Linked DNA regions of Homo sapiens: region 2 is linked to region 1. Evidence: chromatin loops called from intact Hi-C (ENCODE). Cell type or tissue: heart left ventricle. All regions are shown on one strand.

What was found. Peaks named below come from ENCODE experiments on the same cell type or tissue, not always from the same donor. Only the 100,000 strongest peaks of a DNase experiment are listed, where the experiment ranks them.
Region 2: it touches region 1 in a loop (5-fold over the local background); 14 of 110 quality-filtered maps call a loop at or near these places.

Annotation. Positions count from the first base shown.
Region 1 is chrX:109,381,581-109,389,580 of GRCh38, reverse strand. GUCY2F (guanylate cyclase 2F, retinal) reads left to right here. Exons shown (of 20, transcript NM_001522.3): 15 at 918-1,092; 16 at 4,299-4,397; 17 at 7,369-7,463. Among named protein-coding and RNA genes, the nearest start is that of GUCY2F, 97 kb to the left of the region's middle. In heart left ventricle, a CTCF peak has its summit at 4,556 (motif pointing right); no DNase peak of the experiment used is centred here; H3K27ac peaks cover 373 bases.
Region 2 is chrX:108,694,787-108,702,786 of GRCh38, reverse strand. It overlaps COL4A5 (collagen type IV alpha 5 chain), which reads right to left. Exons shown (of 53, transcript NM_033380.3): 51 at 7,866-7,980; 52 at 7,348-7,520; 53 at 5,242-6,490. The coding sequence ends at 6,409. Among named protein-coding and RNA genes, the nearest start is that of IRS4-AS1, 38 kb to the left of the region's middle. In heart left ventricle, a CTCF peak has its summit at 3,221 (motif pointing left); no DNase peak of the experiment used is centred here.

The DNA of each region.
Region 1 (8,000 bases):
TGCCCATGGCCACACAGTTTGTAAGTGTTGAATCTTAAATGCTAATCAAGATGGTATAACTTCAGAGTTTCATGTTCTTAACTGTTGTATTCTGTGAGTGCAGTTCTCTGGGAACACATGGGTTTTAACTGGATTCAAACTTGTAGTAACACAGTCTGACTGGCGCATTTCATAAAAAGTCCCTTCAGCTTAGTTATTTTTTGGATTTACCCAAAAAGTTTCAACTTACTGGTTATCTAAAAGTGAGCACACTTCTGTGGGGAAGGTGAGGAACATAGATTTGGCTTTATTTCCAAGTGTCCAGCCCTAACCGTCCCCTGCAAAGCAGTTGAGGGCCAGTACTGCTGCTCCTCAGGGAGGTAGCAGTAGGAGAGGAGGAGGTAACTGGTGGAAAGAGACTCAGTTCTCATACCCAATAGGCCTGCAAAACTAACTTCATCGTATTAGCAAGGCAAAGCAGAGGGAATGTTCTTCCTTTCCCCTTCCCTATATTTTCCTTAAGGCTACCCTAGCTTATTTACCCCAAATAATCTATAGAAACATTTGCTGGGAAGCATCATAGGCACTTTCTCCTAAGATGCTCCCCCATGGACACCCTAGGGACAGTCCCAGAAATCTCCCTTTTCTCTTCTCCCCAAATGTCTCAGAGCCTGGTATTTTTCTAAGGTCAATCAGGAGCCTGTGAGGTAGCTACACTTATTTCAGAATCTCTTGGTGTGGGGCCTAGACTTCAGTATTTTTAATAAAGCTCCTTAAGCAATTCTAACATGCAGCCAGACTTGTGGATCATTGACAGTCCCTCTCTGCCTTTCTCACTTTACAACAAGACCACCTGGCCTCCATTATACCCTTACAGCTCTGTGCTAAAAAGAAGCACAAATAAGTTGTTTGCTAATTCTATTTTTCCTAATTCCCAGGTAGAGACCATTGGAGATGCCTACATGGTGGCTTCAGGCCTCCCAAAGAGGAATGGCAGTAGGCATGCAGCTGAGATTGCAAACATGTCCTTAGATATCCTGAGCTCTGTGGGCACTTTCAAGATGCGGCACATGCCAGAAGTGCCGGTCCGAATTCGAATTGGCCTTCACTCAGGTAATAACCAGTTAAAGTAAGAGGAAACATTCTAATGCGCCTCTAGGAAGACTAAAAAAGAAAGGGAAAAAGATAGCTCTCCCCTGATTCCTGGCCACCGGATTATCCAGGTGTCCGGGCTGCATAATTCCTTTATGCCTACCCAAATTTACTCTCCTCCCAGTACCTGCACTAACACAGTGGGCAGCAGCTCCTTGTTCCAGGTACTAAACTCTTTTAATCTACCATTTTGGTTAGAGGCAATATTTCCATGTTTGACTATGCTACAAGATCAACAGGTATATGTTGTAGTTAGGATAATTCATTTAATTAATTAAAATCCCTACTTCTGAATTATTTTCCTCCCACATTCATTACCTACTAGCTCCTCTTGCTTCTGTATCCACTCCCCACCTTTTTCTCTCTGCTCTGCTCTTCTAGGCTCCTTTCCTTCCCCCATCCTTTTCACCCCTTTCCTACCAAACTTCTTTAAAAAAATGAATGACATCCACTGTGCCATTTCTTCACTGTCCACTCCCTCCTTAGCCCCTTTGCAATCTGACTTCAGTTCTCACCACTTTCCCCGGTCCTTGTCTGCCTTTACCTCTGCAGCATCTGGAATTCATGACAAGCCTCCCTAAAATGCTCCTCAATTGGCTTTTATGACATGCTCCTCACTCTGTGAATGCTGCTTTTCACTTTATTTACTGGTTCTCTTGACTCTTCCTGTTCTCTAACATTTTCTGCAAAGCTCTCAGTCTTGTGATCTTTTTGCTGTCTGCATGTCTCACCTCTAATTTATTACTCAACCCACAGCAACCTGACTTTCATTTCCTACCACTGTCTGATAATTCCTTTTGTCTCTAATTGTCCCTTATATTGGTCTTCTCCAGTGTTCTGTCAGGATCCACTGTTTTTCTCCTCCTACATACTCTCATGGGTGATCTCATTCATATCTGTGGTTTAACTACCACTTGTACGCTGATGACTTCCAACTCCACAGCTTTAGTGCAGTCTTCTCCCTTAAGCTTCAGCCTTCTATATCAAAATTCCTGCTGATATGCCCACCTGAATGTTCCACATGGACCTTAGACTCGACACATCTAAAACAATTATTTTTTTACCCATACAAACTTCCTGCTCTTCTTATATTTATTCTCTATTTCAGTTGGTGGTACCACCATTGACCTAGTTACTCCAGTTAGTCTTGAGAGTCATTCTCTTTGACTCCTCCCTTACTCTGACCTTTAACGTTCAACTAACTACTAAGTCTTGAACACTCTTTACCTTTTAAATATTTATTGATCTCTCTTGTCTCTTATTCACTCTCACAACCCAAGCCTGGGACACCAAGATCTCTTGCCTGGATCACTGCAATAGCATCTTCTTGCTTTCACTCTTGCCTCTTACCATCCATCCTTCTCATAGTCATCAGCATAATCTGTGTTTCCTTGTCTGTCCTTCCATTAGGCTTTAAGCTCCTTGGTGGCAGGAAGCATATCTTACTCATGTTTGTATCCAGAGTTCTTAGCACATAGCAGGCGTTTGATTTTTTCTTTTAGAGAAAAGCCCTCATCTGTCATTTGTGCTTCAGTTTCACATTTCCAACCCCCCTCAGCATACCTCTTCTTGTAGGGTTCACCATTATTTCAAATTTAACATATTTAAAACTTCAAGTCATCTTTTCCCACAAATCAGCATAAACTCACAAGCTCATGGCAATTTTCTCATGGTTGTCAATCAGACAGCCAATAAATCTGTTGATTCTTTTACGTCTCTCTTATTACTTCTTCATGGCCATCCACTTCTTATCATTGCCTCCTTTTAAGTACTTTGTGCTTGGATTACTGCAGCAGCCATCTGGAGGGTTTTCCTGGTTTTACATTTTCCCCTTTCAATGCATTTTATACACTGATCTGAGAAAAAAGATCATGCAATTCCTTGCTCAAAATTCTCTAGTGGTTCAAGATCCTCCATCTTGTACAACCCACTTAATCCAACCTTGTCTCCAGTTTCTCGTGAGCCATGTGAACTAGGCAGACTGTTCTCTCTAAGAGCTTCCCAAATTCCCTGTACAATCCCAACCACAAGCCTTTGATTTATGTCCCTTTTCCACTGTTCAAATCCTACTCACCCATCAAGACCTAGATCAAATCCTACCTTCTCCACTGGACCCTTCTTGATTGAGTCAGGTCCTAATAAGCACCTCCTCCCATTTTCTGAGTTATTATAGCACCTCTGTCTGTGCTTCTTGCCTCAGCCATATGTTGTCTTGGGTTACTGCTTAATTGCTTCCTCTTTGATAGTATCTTCTCTTCAATTAGACTATAAATTCCTGGAGAACTGAGACTATGTGTTACATTTCTTTTTTATTCCCCTTGGTGCCTAGCCGTAAAAACAGAGCAGAAGGCCAGGCATGGTGGCTCATGCCTGTAATCCCAGTACTTTGGGAGGCCGAGGTGGGGGGATCACTTGAGCTCAGGAGTTCGATACCAGCGTGGGAAATATGGTGAGACCCCCTATCTCTTTTTAGGAAAACAAAATCAGAGCAGAAACCAGAAAGTTGAAGGTGAAGAACTTTCTGGATACTCCCAAACTGACTTTTCAGTACGGCTGCTGAAGTTTTCTCAATTACCTTGAACACTTAACACAGCCATATTAAAATGTAAGAACAAAAAATGCTAAATGCAAAATATCCTTTGATTATATATACATACTGCTTTTCCATGCCCCAACACAGATAATTGAAAGTCAGCTCTATTTGTTTTCAGATTTTTGAAATGTTTTAGAATAATTCTCTTGATAGACACAGTTTGGGAACCAGATAAACCCATGAAAGCCTTTCTTCCAACCCTAAGGCACAAGAAAAAGTCACATTTTTTTCCTTACAACAAACATGTTTGGACCCTGAATCCCTGCCCAGGCCTTTCTGGTTTGGGTTTGATACTTGTTTGTCCCTGTTGACAAATATAAGCATCTCAGGTGTAACTGTTACGTGGAACAAAGGTATACATCAGAAGGGCAGTCATGTCTGCATTGTTATAAATTTGCTTTCTTGTAGGGCAAAGAGTTCACTACTCATTGTGTCTTTCTTCAGATTCACAGAGCTATATGATGGCAACTTTTATTCTTTTACAAAGATACATTCCTTCCTCTTTGCACTATTCCTCTATTAGCATTGGGTGCATACCTGTTGACTGTAATTCCAACCCCCTGATACTCTATAGGGCCGGTTGTTGCTGGAGTGGTGGGCCTCACCATGCCCAGATACTGCTTGTTTGGAGACACTGTGAACACAGCTTCTCGGATGGAATCTACAGGCTTACGTGAGTACCTAATAGAGAGATGGATAGGATGGCACCACTCTGCTATTGAGAAGGTGATTCTTCTTCAGAGAGGTGAAAGAGAGCAGGATACTTGATGTTTCAATGTTTTAAAGAAAAATAAAAGATAATTTGAGAAGATTAAGATTTATCACGGATTTTCCTGGTCTCTAATGGCAAACCAGTAGGGGGTGATGTTGGACTGAACATGTACCTTTCTTTCTCTAGAAATGAAGCTGTAGCTAAGTGACACCAAAACAGCCACTCAATTTGATAAAAACAGCTAAAATAGTATTTTGGGTAAAGAAAAAAATTGGCCGGGCTTGTGGGTTTGTGGGAGTCATGTTGAGAAAAGAACTACATAAGGGACTAATATTTTCCATTTTTCAACTAGTTTGTGGAGACGCACTGAAGCCAGCTGCCTCCCAGCTGGCTGCTGTTTGCTGTTGCAGTCCCCTTTTTGAACCAGTTAGGACCCCAGGAGTTCTGGCTTCATCAAATAGCCTCTACAATTTAGCTAGCAATAATCCCTCAATCCAAGTAGCTTGGAATTCTGAAATAATTTATTGCAACTTCCCTGTATATAAAACCCTTAGCTTCTATCAAAACAGACATACTATCAAAGATACCATTTCTTCTCTGCTTCTTTGAAAAGAAAACTGTACAAACCATATGCCATTTGTCTGTTGTTTGTAAGATGCTGGCTCAACTCTTACTCGGTTATTTACTACCACTACAGAATCACAATGTGCCTTTTGCTTATATCATGGTTGAGCAAAGCATTTTTTATGCTACTATAGGAAAAGCATAGAGAATAACATTAAATTCTATATGCAGTTTTCATTTTTCATGGATTTTGTACCAAAAAAGGGAAGAAACCACTTAAGCCCTTAGAAGGGCTTAACTCTGGCAAGACGAGTTCTTCCCAAGCTTCAGCACTGTACTCAAACTAGTCCCTGATGTTATGGTGGACTGTATCACAGTGGGTGGTGCCCTGTCTGACCCCACTTCCCATCACTCATGTGTAGAAACAGGCTTACACAATGGGTCCAGTCTTAGTCAATCTAGCCTGTGCTGCCATGATTAAGGAGGCAGTATGGAACTTAGAAGCTGTTGTCAGAATAAATTTTCTGACATCTGGGAAAGTCTTCAAACTCCTTAGATATGGCAGAGGCCATGGAAGTAGTCATCCAGGAACTGCTGCATTAATATAACTTTGCATATGACTTTACTCTTGAAGTGCAACCCAAGATGAAGTGAAATTTATCATGGAACTGCAATGCAGATTTGGCACAGTATTCTGGACTGATGTAAGCTTGTAGAAGGCTGAAGTCATATTCTGGTCTGAACCAGGGAAAACTCCACACATTTCACATTGGAAATACAAAGTTGAGACCAGAAATTGAATTTTGAGATGTAGACAGCACCTTGCCCAGTGATCAGCTAGAACGAAGAAAATGGAGTGAATCACCCACAGCAGGTGTTTATTAAGCACTGACTGTGCAAGGAAGTTATTGTGAAGCATACAAAGAAGTATACGCGTGTGCTCTCTGTGCTAAAGGAGCTGGTTAATGTGCTTTTCTAAAAGCTAATGACTATGACCCAAATATGACATTAAGCTCCACAACTGAATGGAGATCTGTAGAGAGGTAGCCTCTCCTCACATTGGATATGAAATCAGGACATGTCACATATCTATTAATAAAAAAATTATTTCATCAATATCTCCTTTGTGCTCAGTTGAAACCACTGAGATTCTGGAATGGAAGTGACTCGTGACCCAGTCCTGGAGTGATTCTCCCTACCATACAAGTGGATGGTGGTTGGTATGAGCTATCTCTCTTTTAAGCTGTGTGTTCCCTACCATCAAGATTACTCTACTGAAAGGCTCCCTGAAGACCAGATGCTTGTGGGATGCACACATAGGACTGGCTAGGAATATACTGGCTGGGCATGTGTATTTTAGGAATAGGTCAACCTTTTTTGAGTAAGGGCTTTGGATGATCATGAGTTAATGAGGAAGGCACAAACAAACAACAGTACTGAGCTATCAAGAGAAAGAAAGTCACTGTGAGTATACACAGCAGAAACTCCTTGCAGTTCTCTCCCGCCATGCCTTCCTACTCAGGTTGTAATCAGCTTTTTTTTTAAAAAAAATGATTTTCTCAAGCATGTGTGAAAACTAGCCTTGGACTTTTATTTAAGACTCAACCTCAACAAGGTCTCACTTCATAGGGTGACAGTTTTTAGAAATGTCAAGGATCTTACCTGAGTGAACAAGTGATTATTCTTAATCAAATAATTACCCTTAGGTTCTAAATAAAATTTTAACGTGGCAGTTCCCTATGTAAATCTCTTATCCCAGATTGAGATCATTGGTTAGAAAATAGTACATTCATGTGTAAACACAGCTAGGTGCCCCCACCCAAACGTCAGCTATAAATGTACAGTCTTCATAAAATATTTGTTGAAAGAGTTCTTGGGATATTTCTCATTGATGTTTTATTTTTAAGTGTAGCAATGTTGAGAGAGAGTTGTAAGAATGCATATGGAAAAGACATCATTTTGCCTAAGATATGTAAAGCATGAGAGTTCAGCCATAGTAGCAGCCTGTGAAAGAAGCTGCTGAAGTCAAGCTTTCTTCAAATGACGTCACGTTTCAGCTGAGAGCACAGTAGATGCTGGTTTCTCCATCTCAACCTTTGAGTTAAATTAACACCTTTCTATTGCATGGCCTTTCATTTAAGATAGTGTCTAGGAGGCTGATAGGTGCTACAACTAATGCCTTATTTCGGCCTGGTGAAGAAGGCCATCACTCCGTCTCCTCCTCTTGTGAAACCCTAAGTAAACCTCTCTCAGGACGTTGCTAATGGTCTAGTTCATTTACAAGTGAAGACATTTATTACATTGACATTTTCTCATTAATTTTGCCAGTGAGAAAGGAGCCCAAATCATGTCTCTCCTTCTTTTGCAGCTTATCGCATTCATGTCAGTCTCAGCACTGTTACAATTCTTCAAAATCTGAGTGAGGGCTATGAAGTGGAGCTTCGAGGAAGAACAGAGCTCAAGGTATAATGTCTTTTTGTTTTTTGAGCCAGACTACTTGGATACACCTGCTTCTGGAGAGGTCATGGTCTGCTGAAAGAGTTTACCTGGGAGTCTGAGACTCAGAGCTATAACTTGGGCAGAATCTTCAGCCCCATTTGGGGTTCCCAAAAGATTGCTCCATTTTGCCTCAATTTTCTTCTCTTTAAAATATGGCTACAGTGGGGAGGAGTATTGAGATTTTTTCTGCATTTTTCAGACTGTAAGTTGTATCTTTCTCTCTTAAAGAACTGCACAGAATTTGGCTTTCCAATGAGCTGCACTATTATTTACATTTTCTAACCTACATTTTTTCACTCTTTGGCAGTGCCAGACATTGTTCAATAAGCCATAGTAATTGTGAGTTTGGATTTTCTATTCACTTTCTCAGTGGCCACCCTTCCTGGGTGAAAGGCACCCATTGGCACACTATTTGCAGAGAGACTTTTTCTTTCCCTAAGAAACCAGGAGGAACAAAGTCAGTTTCTATGAAAGGCAAACATTTTGTAGCCCCTTTTTCCC
Region 2 (8,000 bases), 690 kb after region 1:
CCAGGGCATTTAAATTCCAGGAGTTCATCTGGATTCAAAAGCCCTGAGGAAGTTCACATGAGGGCACCAGGCCACACCCATAAAGTTTTCTTTAGCTATAGAGGCTTAGACCAGACAGAGTATCCTGAGGTACAATGGATTAACTATAAGCCCCCTGTGCCTAAAGGTTAATTCCAAGGGGTTTCAGGTGCTGCAAAGGTGCTAGGAAAGCATTCATCCTTACCTGGGAACCAAGACTTCCAAAACATACAGCCTATCACTTCTCATGAGGCAGAGACCTCTATATATATTGCTATGAATGTCTACCACACAGGATTATAAGATTTTAGATATAGGCATCTTCATGGCTCAAAAGTGACGATTAGATTTGGAGTGAAAAGAACTTAGTAACTTGTGACTTTTGGGGTCAGTTAACCATTCCAAGGCTCAGCTTCCACATCTGTATATTGGAGACTAATCCTTGCACTGCTTGAGTACATCAGAGTTGTTGAGACTCAGATGAAATGTGTAAAGGATGATATTTTAATAAGAACTACATACATATAAGGTGTTAGTCTTATTACTACTGAGGTGTTAGAGGTAGCCTTCCTTGCAGCCCAAGCAAAGGTCAAATTATTGTGTCAGAGAGACACAAGGATCTGACATCGGGGGTTACCATTGTAGCTTATGATAGACTGGCAACAGCAAGCACTTTGCTGGCCCTATGAAAATCAACCAGGAAACTATTTTGCTTGAAGAGAGAGTATGTTGGCTTCTTGGTAGGTTCGGTGTGGGACTGGTTGAAATTACCAAGTACAGTATTCTCAGGCTGTCTTTGGCTTTAGAACATGACCTGTCTTCCATAATCCCTAGTATAAGCATTCACTCTGGTACCCTTGAACAGAAGGGAAGCAGATGTGAAGAACTTCTGCAGGCTTACTTTTACAGATGCTCTTGAGGCTAGAAAACCACTAATAAATTACTCATTTCTCAGCTAGTAACACTTCAGGGCTTTTCACTGACTGCAAGCAGGTATATCTGGCTTAGCAGATTCCTCTGGTTGAAGTAATACTACCGGGAGTTTCTCTTTGGAGCTTTCAGAGATGAGTTATTGGTACTTGTAATCTAGTCTGCTAATGAGTTAACAAATTAATTATTTGAAGTTAAGATGTAGGAAGACAAATGACTACCTGGGGGAAATAAAAGTGCATTCTTTAGAGATCCAGTGGGACACTAATTGGAAAAAGATAAATAATTTAGGATCATAAGGAACATATTTTGCCTCATTTCACCATAAGTACCCTGGAACACAGCTTCCAATAACTCTTGATAAACTAGGTCTTAGATTAAGTGGTGTTAAGTCATATTTCTGCTGGCCCATCCCTTAGTTCAAAGTCAAAGATGCATGCTTAATCATGCATGTCAGTTTTATCAATTCACCCTCATTTTGTCACATATGGAAATAAAGCACTTTCTCTAGATTTTGGAAACTAGAAGTGTTGAGTATTCGTTGGAGTATCAACAACAAAAGTACAACACACTTAAATTAGGATAATCTGAGGAGAGTTTAATTAGAAATATATAGATGGTGTGGAGGGGGAATCACAAATGGTTGTTCAGGAATCCAGGTCTAGCAGCACAGCAACAGCAGACTTGTCACCATACCCATCACACCTAGACCTGAAAACATGAGAAGGGGTTAGTAGAACCAGAAAGGAAGATAATTAGGAATAGTAAGTCATCTTGAGAGCAGTAGGGACATTCAATTGAGAGTCACAAACCAACCTGAGGTAACCTCATAGAGAAAGAGCCATGAAAATAAATACCCTAACCCAACTCTTGTCCCCTCCTCTGGTATTCTGCTGGGACTTCCAACTGGTTGAACCCAATCAGAAGCCAGAGGGCTCAGGAACCCTCTGGGGCAGAAAGCAGGATGAAATGTGATGGTAGAGGGGGAAACAGAAGATATTTGGCATAAATTGGTATTATGTAAGCAATTTGTTATCCTGTAGGGTCAGGTGTTGGGTATGCAGTCCACTAACAGAGAAATAGATGATTAAGATTACATAAATGTGATTTTAGCCCATGTTTTGGGGAACAGGTTGGTGAGCCAGCTTCCTCCAGACAGCTACTCTTACAAAAATCCCCATTATCTGGCCTAGAATTAGTAAGATTTGGTAGTCAAAGACAGACTAGCATACCTCTTTTCCAGTATACATACAGTAAGTCCTCAGTTAACGTCCATAGGTTCTTGGAAACTTTGACTTTAAAGCTAAACGACATATAACAAATCCATTTTTTCTTCATCAACATTATAACTGAATAATATTGGACATCGTTTCCTTTAAAGTCACAGCTTCTAAAAATATATTGACCACGTGAAGTGAGGATTTACTATATTATGGTCACTGCTTATTCTCCTGGTTGAGGTTGAGTTCATTTTAGATTGCTATCCTTCATGGTGTCCTTAGCTAACAAGCATCCAATCAATATTTGTTGATATAGAACTCAGGAGACAGGCCTCTCTGGATTCAATTCCAACTTAGGAGTATTTCCACCAAACAAACTTTCCAAGCTCCCTGAATATACTCTAAAACCACTGCTCTAAAATGGAAATGACATGATTTTAAAATATTATTCAATTTATTTTGGAGCTGCCTAGGGATGAAGGTGTTTGTATAGTCCAGCCTGAGAACTGAGTTTCTCTGCCAAGGAAACCAACTGAAGTTCCGGCCAAACAAAAGTGATTGCTCCTTGCTTCTGTGTTGAGAGGCATGGGAAGTGCTACCAGAACCAACTGTTAATCAGGCTCTTAAGAAGAGAATCTAACCAACATGAAGAAACCCCGTCTCTACTAAAAATACAAAATTAGCCAGGTGTGGTGGCACATGCCTGTAATCCCAGCTACTCTGGAGGCTGAGGCAGGAGAATCGCTGAACCCAGGAGGCAGAGGTTGCAGTGAGCCGAGATCGTGCCATTGTACTCCAGCCTGGGCAACAAGAGCAAAACTCCGTCTCAAAAACAAACAAACAAAAAAACAAAAGAGAATCTTTGACAGCAAAGCTGTTCTCTTCGTTTTGGATGCAGACATTGGGAAACTAGGCCACCTCTTCAAGTACTTGCTAATGATTTTTATGAGGCTGAAAGAATAAATGAAACTTAAAACAGGGAATCTAGAGACAGGACTTTAGACAACCCTACCACCACCACCAATGAGCTCAAATCATTACACATGCTGATTCATTTTTATAGGCAATAGTGCCCTCTTGTGATTAACTTCTGAATAAGCATTTGATGGCTTGGCATGACATTGAGGCAAAGAACCTTATTGCCACTACAAGAATGAAAAAGTGTTGTTCAAATTTGGATGGGTGGGAAAAAACATCATACAATCACAAGGTGTCCAATACAACCTCCTTTGGAAGCAATGAGTGTGACACCAACATAGCAAAGATCAGGCCAATAAGCTATAAAAATAATTGGAATGTCTACTTTCTTACACAACACATGTGTGTGTATACACTTATCCATATGTGTGTGTGTGTATATATATATTACGTAATATATATATAATGGAAGTTATTCATGTAGACCTCAATTTTTCTGAAGATACATGTGCACGTGTGTGTGGGTACACACACACACACACACACACACACACACACACACACACACATACACAGCTATAAAATACTAGGATTTGGTCCTTAAGTAACATCTGAATCACGAAAGATTCATTAACTGGTAAAACCACATTTGGTACACATAAATATTTGGTAGTCAAACTATCTGATTAAGCAGAATAGTTCATTCATTTCCTGCCAATGTGAGAAAGCTATTAATTGTGTATGACTGTAAAACTTACCATAGTACTTCTGGAAATTTCACAGATGATAAAAAAGCAAAAAAAAACAAAAACAAAAACAAAACAAAACAAAACACAAAAAACTCACCATAGGTAACTAGTAGAGCAGCTAGATTAATCTTTGAATAATTCATGGCAAGAGAGGGTTAACAATATTAATGTCCTGGAATGAATTTGTGTACTTCAAACAACAAAGCAGGGCTAGGAATAGTTAGGAGATTTAAGAAACACATAGACTAGCTGCACATGCAACAATTTAAAAATTAGGAGGTTCTGGGATGGGCGTGGTGTCTCACACCTGTAATCTCAGCACTCTGGGAGGCCGAGGCAGGCAGATCGCTTGAGTTCAGGAGTTCAAGACCAGCCTGGGCAACATGGTGAAACCCCGTCTCTACTAAAAATACAAAAAATTAGCCGGGCGTGGTGGTATGCACCTGTAGTTCCAGCTAGTCTGGAGGCTGAGGTGGGAGAATCGCCTTGAACCCAGGAGGTGGATGTTGCAGTGAGCCGAGATCACGCCATTGCACTCCAGCCTGGGTGACAGAGGAGACTGTCTCAAAACAAAACAAAACAAAACAAAACAAAACAAAACAAACAAACAAACAAAGGAGGTTCTTTTTGGGCCAAGGCTTTCAACCAGCTATAAATGAGAGGGAAAGCTACAAAAAGCAAAATCTCTGGAATTAGTGTTTGCGACTATAACAGAAGGGGCACCTTTGAGTGTACACCATGTAGAAGAATCTGTGGGGCTGTGATATGGTGTTTTCAGTTACAATTACTCATTACTGACTTTATGCATGGGACTAAATGAAAAAATAGAGCTAAAATTTGCGATTGGTGGCTATCCAGAATCAATAAAATAATTAGATAGTTATCATTGTTTGGATCCTAAGTTTTACCACCAGAGATTCTAAGCTTTAGATTTTACATAGGTCCATATTAGGATTTAGAATACTCAAAATTGTTTTGGTTGTTTTATCTTTTAGCTGTAACACAAATTTTACTATGGAAGTTTTTAATATTTTATTTTTAACCAGTCCTTGACTATTTTAGAGAACTATGCGTGTTCATTCTTAATCATTAAGAATATTAGGTCACTAACCTGCTTTAAACATTATTAATGAATTCTTCCCCAAATAGAAGCCAGTTGTTTCCTTTCTTAGCCATTAACACAATGTTGTCAAGAAATTTATTATCTTGGAAATGTCTTCCAATAGGTAGTTTTCTTCATTGGAAAAAGTTTACATTACTATGTTTTCTATCTACTAACAGAGTGATCAAAGCGTGGAGAAACTGATTCCCTGGGAAGAGATGACTTGTTGATGTGCAGATTGGTAATCTATCTGTAAATGAGCAGGGGTTTTTTCCACACAGGCTGAAGAGATACACAACAGACCATCCTTACAACATATATCTTTAATTAAATTTATATTGGTGGGTTTAAAAAACATTAAGTCAGGAGATGATAGCTAGGGAAATAAGGTATCCTGTGAGTATTTATAACAAAATATTTAAAATTTAAAAAGAATAAGAAACATCAATTGGCTTTTTGTAACTTAAAAGAGACTAACCAAGTGTTGTTTCCCAGTTCTGTACAAGCAGAGGCCACAGGAGGATTCTTACATAAGAAGCACAGGGAAAAGAATTGTTAATTCTGCGTGTGTGTTTTTGTTTCTCAGAATTGTTTGGAAGAACTTTGTCCAGTCAGAAATGAGTAAAAACAAGATGTAAGAAACATTAAAACAGGGGGCATATGGTCTTAAGAGATAATCTTGGAGAATATAGCAAAAGACAAATTGCTCCATTAGATATTATAATTTGGTATGTAACATGAACATTTAAAATTCTGATTAAAGTGACTAAAAGGGTTTGTTTTTTAAAAAAAATCAAAACAGAACTTACGGGATAAAACTCAAAATAAATTTACTCTCAGTAGTAACTTGATGTAGGAATATAAGTCCTCTCACTTTGATAAACATGAATATAAAATATTGCTGTCTGTATTCTAGGGTTTCCTACATTTTCTGTAAAGAGTGATTCATGCTATGTCATATGTAAATGACTCAACATTTTGAGCTAAAAGGCTGTTCACAATATACACATTCTTTACTTACAAAGCAAAATAAGCTTAACACCTTTATATTAAAAACCCGGGATACAGCAGGATTAGTAGCACCGTGAAAAATAATTCTTCCCACAAACTGCAGTCTTTTATTTTACTCAATGTGACTCTTCTCTTAATTGAATTTTTAATGTACCATTTTAGTAACTGGGCAAAATATATAATTTTCATCTTATAATTCTTGGAGAAAGTCATTCTGGACCCAAAAAGTAAATTCACTTCCTTATTTCTTTAGTAGAAAAATAATAGAGACTTTGCTCTGGCGCATTGCTGAGGTACATCTGAATCTTCATGGTTACTAGTCAGCATGTTATCTTGATCATATATAGTAGCACCATTGACGGCAGCAGTAGTAAAGTTGGGGACAATGAGACACTGCATCCTAGGAATTTTATATATATATATATCACATTTTAAAACACAAAAGGAATTCTTCAAAATGTTATGTCCTCTTCATGCACACTTGACATCGGCTAATTCGTGTCCTCAAGTCTCCTGCTTTCAGCGTTTCTGACTGAGGTTTACTGGGAAATAAGAAATAAGACAATCAGATCCACATTTTCTGGTATTTCAATTCTGTTACTGGTTCAAATTTATAACTAAACATTTTTTGTGTGTTAAGTAGCTCTCTTGGTGACTTAATGGTTTACTTTTCAGCAATATGATCTAATGCAGTGACTAGTATGGTTTAAGAGCCATTAGTGGTCATAGATATTTTGTAACGATTCTCCCCACCACTATTATCTTTGTATATTTGTGTTTCCCTCTCATTTTCTATCTTTTTCTCTTTCTCTCATACATTTTTCTAATATTCACAGGATGAGGGAAATCTGGGCAACTGATGATGTTATGATAGATAACAAGGACCATAAGAAAAATACCAAGTAGTGATAACCCAAAAGCAACACATAAAAATAAATTTAAACTGAAAAAAATCAACAGAATGAAGTATCCTGAGGTACATACATTACGTATGTCTTGCTCATTCAAACCCTTAAATGAGAATCTTTAAAATATCCTGGGAAAGGAGACCACTGGACTGAGAGGGAAAAGACAGACTGTAACTTCAATTCCTGGGGTGGTCTCAATCTAGTTGAACAGCTGCTGACTTATTAGGAAGGTCACATAACCTTTCTTTATCTCTGTTTCATTATTGAAGGATTACTACTAAGCTATCACAAACCAAACTCACCTAATATTAATAATCAAGTCTGTTTTTCTGACCTGAGTCATGTATATGAGAAGAACAAGCAAGAATAAAGTACACAATCCAATAAATTCCTAACATTTGTTGAGGATAAACCATCCATAAATTGTCTCTTTCTTCCCTAGCATCTCTGAAGGAAGCTTTGGACCTGAATTAAAGCTATAAGCACTTTACCTGAACATGTCTGACACATCTACAGTTGCCAGCCAAAAGCTGTAGGAGTTGGCATAGTAGTTACAGGTACCCCTCCCATGACATTCGATGAAGGGAGCTGAACGAAACTCTTCCAAGCAGGAACCAGGGGAGGCTAGGGCTTGACCTGAGCCTTCTGCCCCTGCACTTGTATGCTATAAAAGACAAGGAAAAATGTGCCGCAATACCCATGTGCCATAATAGCTTAGTGAATATCCAAAGATGTGTGCTGAGCTTGGCCAAATTCAAATCTAGTGAAGGAACAGGCCCAGAGGTAAGACAATAGTATCCACACCAAGGGTAGTCAAAAAAAAGTAATAGGCAGATTATGAAAATATGTTACAAAAAATGTGTGAGGGGGAACACAGTGCTTGGATAGAAGCTGTTTGAAGTTTAAGCTTCTTATTATGCAAATGACAGGGATTCCTCATATTGGGAAGAAATGTAGATGGAATGGACAGTCAGCTATGATGACAAATGCAAGGAAGAGTGTAAAATACCATCATGAAGGAATAACCAATCCACAGAGAATCCCATCCCTGAGGACAATGGGGAATCTGGATCGTCTGACTGTGAACTGCGATCACCACAGCTGGAGCTTCACATACTGCACATCTGGTAAAGGAAAAGGAGAA